2 separate regions of the Homo sapiens genome follow, and region 2 is linked to region 1. Evidence: chromatin contacts called from ENCODE Hi-C or POLR2A ChIA-PET data. All regions are on one chromosome and are shown on one strand. The core of a region is the stretch at or near the end of the contact, and the rest is flanking DNA. Distances in the headings are between cores, read along the strand shown. Region 1 overlaps PBX1 (PBX homeobox 1). Region 2 overlaps PBX1 (PBX homeobox 1).

The links. A loop is a pair of places that touch in the nucleus more often than their neighbours do. ChIA-PET counts read pairs that join two places held with the same protein, here RNA polymerase II (POLR2A). Pooled maps may share reads with other maps.
Region 2: a loop to region 1 is called in a map of PC-9, with 5 times the contacts of the local background. The contact joins two enhancer-like sites. A Hi-C loop is called at or near these places in 2 of 168 maps with a recorded cell type or tissue (Caco-2 and PC-9) and 2 of 50 pooled maps. POLR2A ChIA-PET finds 5 or more read pairs at or near these places in 7 of 52 experiments (A549, CD4-positive, alpha-beta T cell, H1 and 4 more).

What each region holds. Positions count from the first base shown.
Region 1 is chr1:164,600,207-164,604,329 of GRCh38, forward strand. The region is part of intron 2 of PBX1 (PBX homeobox 1); the gene reads left to right. Among named protein-coding and RNA genes, the nearest start is that of PBX1, 43 kb to the left of the region's middle. RefSeq lists enhancers at 2,009-2,774, 2,775-3,539. Within about 2 kb of position 1,970, at least 23 of the 41 ENCODE cell types and tissues checked have a DNase peak (open chromatin) inside an H3K27ac peak, as active enhancers do; they include PC-9, where a contact is called at or near this core.
Region 2 is chr1:164,681,645-164,685,767 of GRCh38, forward strand. All of the region lies in intron 2 of PBX1 (PBX homeobox 1), which reads left to right. Among named protein-coding and RNA genes, the nearest start is that of PBX1-AS1, 91 kb to the right of the region's middle. Within about 2 kb of position 1,852, at least 3 of the 41 ENCODE cell types and tissues checked have a DNase peak (open chromatin) inside an H3K27ac peak, as active enhancers do; they include PC-9, where a contact is called at or near this core.

The DNA of each region.
Region 1 (4,123 bases), core at 720-3,219:
AAAATAATGAAAATATTAAGAGCCTAAAGTATGCTGCTGCTTTTTTTTTTTTTTTTTTTTTTTGATACAGAGTCTTACTCTGTCGCCCAGGCTGGAGTGCAGTGGCGTGATCTCGGCTCACCGCAACCTCCACCTCCTGGGTTCAAGTGATTTTCCTGCCTCAGCCTCCCGAGTAGCTGGGATTACAGGTGCCCGCCACCATCGGCTGATTTTTGTATTTTTAGTAGATATGGGGTTTCACAATGTTAGTCAGGCTGGTCTCGAACTCCTGACCTCAGGTGATCTACCCGCCTCAGCCTCCCAAAGTTTTGGGATTACAGGCGTGAGCCACTGCGCCTAGCCTACTACTGCTTTTTAACTAAAGTCTGCCTGCATTCCCTCTCTTGCCACAAAAGGCAAACAGAGCTTTTGGCACATTTGATTCCTGAGGCAGCCCCATGCCTGTTTAACACAGTGTAGCTTAACTGGTTAAAGCACCGGGCTAGTAAACACATGACTAGGGGCTCAATCCCTTGTGGGCCTGTTAGTTTATTTACTGCATTCATTGGCCACAGACTTCATCCCTAAAGTGGTCAAGCCATCTCAGACACGTTTGCTTCTGGTCACACCGATCAAGATTGATCCAGCCACTGAAGTAATCCAAACAACTCACTTCTAATGGGCCAGAGGTTGTCATCTTCATACCTGAGGAATGGCTTGCATTTTATAAAAATTGGAGATTCTTCTGCTCTCAGAATAGCAGACACAGGGCTGGGCGCAGTGGCTCATGCCTGTAATCCCAGCACTTTGGGAGGCCGAGGCGGGCAGATCACCTGAGGTGTCAGGAGTTTGAGACCAGCCTAACCAGTGTGGTGAAACCCCGTCTCTACTAAAAATACAAAAATTAGCCGGGCGTGGCGGTGGGCGCCTGTAGTCCCAGCTACTCGGGAGGCTGAGAAAGAATTGCTTGAACCTGGGAGGCCGAGGTTGCAGTGAGCCGAGATTGTGCCATTGCACTCCAGCCTGGGCGACAGAGCAAGATTCTGTCTCAAAAAAAAAAAAAAAAAAAAAAAAAAAGCAGACACAGAGGTGAACTTAACCTGAGATTAACCAGATTCACAGTTCAATAGCAACCACCTTTAGAGTCCCTAAGCTAAGAAACTGCTATGATTTTGATGAAACAGAAAGGAGGAAGGTAACTCTAGTTCTTTCTGAGGCATCCGACACTCCTTTAGAAGGGTTTTCCCAGGAAGCCTCATTCACTTTCAGGTAAGCCCATTATGAAGGGATAAGGATTTTACCGTATTCCACTGGAATAGGGGAAAAAACCATCTCACTTTAACAGAAAGCATGCAAGTGCCCTTTTCTGGAGGAGGTGGGAATGAGGGAGTACACAGACTTTAGCTTAAACTGTGGCAGGAGGGTCTTAATTTTGGCAGAACAGGGCATGGTGTTGCATCTCACCTGTTCCACGCTTAGTACAAGCCCTTCTTCCCAGTCCCTGTCACCTGCCTCATTTTGAGCTTTCACTGTATTTTCCTGTTGTTCCAGGGAAGATGAAGTGCATTTAAATGCTGCAGTTGGATACTGTGAAGATGAGACCCCTTAGCCTGTGGGATTAACTTTCCATGGAGCCCATTCTGGAGAGACTTGAGAGAGCACCTTTAAAAGGAAGTTAGCTAAGATACTGCCCTCCGTTTCAGACAGAGGTTGGAACCAGATCCTGGCTGAGAGCAGAGACCAGCTTCCACTCAGCCATGCACCCTAGGAGTGGGGATTCAGCTCTGTGGCTCCAGGAAGGTTAATCTTCAATGTTAATCCGTTTAGATAAAGTTGTTAGTTAAAAGGTAATCTGTTTAGCCTCCCTTTCCCCATTCTCCTGCCAGAAAAGAGGGAGTTCAAGTCTTCTTTCCAGGACTCCTGTGTTTTGGCTGAGACTGATTCTTCACTGTGGCCTTGGGAGAAAAGCTGCCTAACCAGTTCTGGGCCCTGGCTAGTTACAACCATGTGTGAGTTGTTTACAGTACGCACAGGTATGGGCTGAAGGGAAACAAAGCTTAAGGGATGACTAGAAAGGCTTGCTGAAATTGCTATGGGAGGGCCCCACCCTCCAAGCCATCTCCCCTCACACCCCGCTCGGTTTCAGTTTCTGCAGCTTGGTTATGCGACATTCTCTTAATCCTTTTTTGAATCTGGTCTCTACTTAAGCACTCAAGAAAACTGCTCCACAAGGATTGTTTTAGTGGGGTTTTAATTTTTTAAAATGTTCTTGTTTATTTAAATTGCTTGAACAAGGGTTTAGCTGTATGGGAAGAGTTCCTGCCTTTAGCTATACATGTTTCCACCCACTTAGACATGCTGCTCACCCACAGACTCATACAGCCTCCACAGACACAAAGCTTCTGTGTATCCTACATGTACCTGCACCCCAATTCTGTCAACCTCCCCACAGCTCTTGACTGGCTGTTTATCTATTCCATTCCACTACCTTCCCACCCCAGCCCTCAAAGTCCCAAACAGATTGAAAAAAAAAAAAAAAATGGGAGGCAGCAAAATTGCTTACTTGCACGAAAGGGCTCTTGCCTTTGAGGGGAGCTCTCTAGGCACCTAATTTCTCTTAGATTTCTTTCTGCCCTCAAAGGTACTTGTGGAATGTTTGCCGTTAAACGGTTGTAAATTAAGGGCTGAGTGTATGAAGCGTTAATGAAGGCTGCCATTGGAACCAGTCCACGTCCCGTCCCGGCTGGCAGGTTTGCTGTCCAAGAAGTCTCTTGCTGGAGGCCTGAGTTCCTGAGTGTCGGGTTTCAGCTCTCCTTTCTTCTTTTTTCGTCTTTTCTTCTGCAGCTATTTTTTCCCCTACCTTCCTTATAATCCGTCCCTTCCCTTCCTTCTTCCATACCCACTCCACCCCTACCCCTTTGGCTTTTTCTGAAAGTAACCATGAGGAACAGAGTCAGAATGAGGCTAGGGAAGCAGCATTTTTTTTTTTCTTTTCCTGTAGAAAGCAGGGCCAAAAGGGTGCATTTTATTTTTTTCTGCTTTTCCTTTTATCTCTTTGTGTTTGCTTCATTTCTTTCTCTTTAAGTCAAGGTTGAAATTGATGTTTGCAAAAGACAGGAATTTTGAATAACTGCCTGAGTTAAACAGAATATGGAGAAACTTTGACTCTGTCCCATGTATTAAAAATTAAAATTAGGGCAAAATAATGCGGATTTGTCCTGGAGGACCTGGCCAGATGTAGCTAGAGGACTTTCACAGTGCTGGTATAATTATACCTGGATATGGGATAATCTTCACTTTAAGCAACTCCATTATGTGAAAATACAGATCCACAGATACATATACAAATAAACACTTCCAAAAGAAATCCTTGTATAATTCAATGTAATATGTGTTTTTAAGCTACAATATGTAAGCCATCAAAGTACTGCATTATTTTTAGATAACAGACTTTTCAGTTTGTTTAAGGTGTGATTACCTTTACCAAACATCATTTCTACTCAAATAGAATGCTTACAATAAACTGTATGGAGGATACCTACATAAGTCATGTCCTGAGTTTATACTATTTCCTAGAGACATCTCTTTTATACATTTCAAGTTTTAAGTTTAGTCTGATGTTTTATACTTTTCAGTTTAGTACCTGAATTGTATCTATCTATGAAATAATAACAGATAATAATTTTAAGCAGATACTGTTTGCTAGACATTAATGCAAGACACTCTGTACATTATGTCATTTCATTTTTTTTTTTTTTTTTTTTTTTTTTTTTTTTTAGAGATGAGTCTCTGTCACCCAGGCTGGAGTGCAGTGGCACGATCACGGCTCACTGCAGCCTCTGCCTCCCAGGTTCAAGCAGTTCTCCTGCCTCAGCCTCCCAGGTAGCTGGGACTATAGGTGTGTGCCACCACATCCAGCTAATCTTTTGTATTTTAGTAGAAATGAGGTTTCACTATGTTGTTCAGGCTAGTCTCGAACTTCTGAGCTCAGGCAATCCGCCTGCCTCAGCTTCCCAAAGTGCTATGATTACAGGCGTGAGCCACTGCGTCCGGCCTATCATTTAATTCTATTGCCACTTCCATTTTAGAAATGAAGTGACAAAGCCTCACAGAGGATATGTAAGTTGTTCTTGACCACACTATG
Region 2 (4,123 bases), core at 602-3,101, 81 kb after region 1:
AGTTTAAACCCTAGACACTGGGGCCTACTTTAGAGTGGAGCGTGGAAGAGGAGTGAGGACTGAAAAACTACCTATGAGGTACTATGCTTATTACCTGGTTGACAAAATAATTCATACACCCATCCCCCATGACATGTAATTTACCTGTATAACAAACCTACACATGCACCCCTGAACCTAAAACAAAAGTTAAAAAAAAATTAAACCCTTTTGTCCTCAATGTTTTGATATTTGGTCCCGGGAACTCAAATTTGCCTTTGTCTTAACTGGTAAAAATATTTACCCGGAAATGAAGAAACATTAAATACACTAATATGTAAAGACTTCAGAGGGAACGTTTAAGAATCCAAGCAATCAAAATAGCACCTTTAAGTATTTCTGTAGTGTATGCTGTAAGTACTCTATAAAAATGTATTAATATGTCTTGTTAAAATGCCATTTACATACAATGGTAACATAATTATAATTACACGTCTTTCTTACAGATTTATTAAAACAGATGTGATCTACCAATAATGTTTTACATCTGATGGAAAGAATTGGAATATAATAATCCTACTTTTCTTTAATGCATTACTAATTCAGACAGGCCCTTCTGGTTGTTCTGAATTGGAGAGAGAGCAGACACTTCAGTTGGATTTGGAATCATCCACTTTTTTTTGCAGGTATTTCGAAAAAAGCCTGGTTTTGGTACAGCTCTTCCAGAACCCACGGGAAGAACCTGTTCATCAGCTCATCCATCCGTCTGCTGAGTAAATGCTTATTGAGCATCTACTGAATGCCAGCACTGTTCTTTGTTCTTGGAATACATCAGTAAACAAAATAAGGAAAACAAAACCAAACCTCCTGACCTCAAGGAGCTTTTATTTTAGGAATGATGTCTTTTAGTCATTTAATAGTTGCTGTTTTTATTAACTCTTAACTGTACCCATAAACTGGATACTTTCAACTTAAAAAAAAAAAAGAGAAACTAATTATGTGCCCTAAGGATCACCAGGCCTTAGGTTCTACCTTTATTTTTCTTCTACTGTTAAATAGCAACCTCATTCCTCAGGCTGCTGATGGAATTGGTAACTGAGTAATCAGGCCACTGTGCTCGGGGACATAAAACCTGTGGCTGCTGCCATTGCAGAGTCCCGTCATGGATCAGAGTTCGTCCCTGGGAAACAACTTGTGCCGACGGAAGGAGTTCTTCCTTTGCTCCCCTCATACCTCCCTTCCTTGCAGATGGGATCCTTGCAAGGGCAGAGCAGCTCTTAGAGTTGTCAGGCCCTTTTCTTTCATTCTGCTTATTTTCCCATAGGCGAGTACTGCTCAGAACCCAGGCTGTGAGTTTTTTGATGTGGAAAGCTATTTACTAAGCATGTCTTGACGCAGAGGATGGAGGGAAAGAAAGCCTCCAAGAGAGTGGTGATTCTACAACCATCATCAAATTTTGGTTGAAAACTCAAAGCTGCTGATATGTATTAGTAAGCAGATAACAGTAACATCCTGTATTTGCATGGCCCTGTATCAGTCAATAGCATTCAGATTTGTGTGGTGGTGTATAGCTTTCCTTATTTCATATCAGGTGTTTTCATTTGATCCCAAGTGGTATGTCCTGAGACAGAAGAAATAGCCCCATTTTACAGAAGAAGAAACCCAAAATTGCAAGGAATTTGCCTAAGGTCATTAGAAAGTGTCTAAAATAAGACTTTGACCCGGACTCTCTGATTTCAAGCCCAGCGATTCTTCTAACAGGCCATATTCTTTCACTTTTATTATCTTGACTTACGCAACAAAGGAGATAAGCCAGGTACATGTCATTAATCTTCCTATGTATGACAACTGAGGCTCCAGGAGGTTAAGTGCCTTGCCTAAGATTACTTGGGTGGTGGTAGAACTGGTTTTCAAAACCAGATCATCTGAATGGAATCTAAGTCTTTCTTCTGTATCACCTTGTTAATGTGTCAGGAACTACCACCCCACCTTCCAAAACACATACACACTCTCACTTTTAATGCGGACCCATCTTAGAATAAACTAGTTAAGGACTGACTGCTGAACATGGTCCAGAAACTTACTGTCAAATTTTGCTTTTGAGATGTGCTTGTGTTGTGTGAAGTCTTTTTTTTTTTTTTTCAGTATTGATGAGGGATCACTTTAAGATTTATTGGATTTTGTTTGTTTTGTTTTGTTTTGTTTTGTTTTTGAGACAGGATTTCACTCTTATCACCCAGGCTGGAGTGGAGTGGCGTGATCATAGTTCACTTCAGCCTCTAACTCCTGGGCACCAGCAATCCTCCTGAGTAGCTGGGAATATAGGCATGTGCCAACACACCAGGCTAATTTTATGTATTTTTTAGATTTTCATAGAGATGAAGGGGTCTCAGTATGTTGCTCAGGCTGGTCTTGAACTCCTAGCCTCAAATGATCCTCCTGCATTGGCCTTCCCAAATACTGGGATTACAAGCATGAGCCACTGCGCCCAGCCTGTAATTATTCTAAAGATTTCTTTCCTGTTTATGTACAGAATATCTAACAGCTATGCTTACCTTTAAAGCAGCCTTATGAATATCCTTGTGAATTCCTTAAGCTCAAGGGTCTTGTTTGCATTTTGTAGGTATATCTGTAGATAGATCTTACCTATCTCTGGCAGGTAACATTATCATCATGTTTTCCCTGTTTCTGGACACTTTGTGAAAGCATTGTAGAAATAAAAGAAGTCTTTATTCTTTGACCTCTCTTATGCATTATGAATTCTGAAAAACTGAGGGAGATAAAAGGCAATCTATGCTTTACTGCTTTCCCTAAGTTTTGAGAAGCAGGCTTAAAAAAATGCTTTAAAAATTTTAGATGCCATAATACACTGAAAATAGGGATCTCAGGTATTTGAGGCAGACCAGGATTCTTCTTTGACCAGTCCTTTCACTGAAAAGACTGTATTTAGATATTTCTCTGAGTGTTCTAGATTCATAGACCCAAATGACCTCTCTGAGCATCAAGATACATGAAGAAGTTACTTCCTGAGGATAATAAATATGAAAAGAGAATTATCACCCTCTGCTTTCAGAAATCACTTAAAAAGGAAGGGAGTGCTTTTCCCATGAGGTTCCTGAGACAGAGTCCTTATGTCACCTTGTATTGGCAAAAAGATCTGGGGCACTGTGTTTGACGATAGCACTTCTTTGTTCCCCTCCCGATATATTTACAGAATATAATCCTATTTTGCTTGCACTCATTTCCATAATACTGAAAGTAAATAAACCTTATATAACGTTTTATGGTTAAGAACTACTTAGTCTTGTGTGTGGAACTTCAGCAAGAAGCAAAAGAAAATTCACTTATAGATATGTTACCTCACGTAATCCTCACCACAACCTTAGGAATTAGACATAAATTACAAGAACCAATTACTGATTGGGAAAGTAAGTCTCAGAGAGGTTAATGACTTCCTCAAGGACACAGGATGTTTCTTGATCTGACCAAGACGCGGGCCTCGTTTTCTGAATCCAGGGTTCTAGTCCTGTCTTTTAGGAGATGTCTAAGTCATACAAAAGCATCACTGGCAGATTCCACCAGTGTTTTATTCACACCTTGCAACAGCCTGCTTTTTGAAGGTTTCTTGCTGTCATGGCTATTCATTCCTATGAGGTGGAAATGGCTTTTTTGGTATCTCTTTGCATTATTACAGTTGTTGTTATTTTTAGTTCTATTTATATGAAAAATGTACTTTTTAGCCCACAAAAATAGCATAGCAGCAGCTTATCAAAATGTCCCAGACAAGTTTACTTCAACAAATTAGTAACACCTTCATGCTTCCTGTGGTGGAAGAAATGCAGAGTCCACTTCCTCCCAGTGAACATCTGAGCCAGATTTCTGCTCCACTCGGTCCCCCTTCCCACCTCTTACAGCCATGAAATAATGTGAGAGTATTTGTTTCCCCTGCAAAGGGAAGAGGGTCCAGAGACAAAAGGGAAGTTAGTATTCACTGGAAGCCTCCCTGTACAAGCAACAGTGTTAGGACTTTTATACACATTTTTACAATTATTACAGCAGTTCTCAATTATTGAAACAGAGGGTAGGCATTTCCCCTTTTTCAGAAGGGAAAAGTGAGAATTAAGTTAATTCCAAAGTCACACAG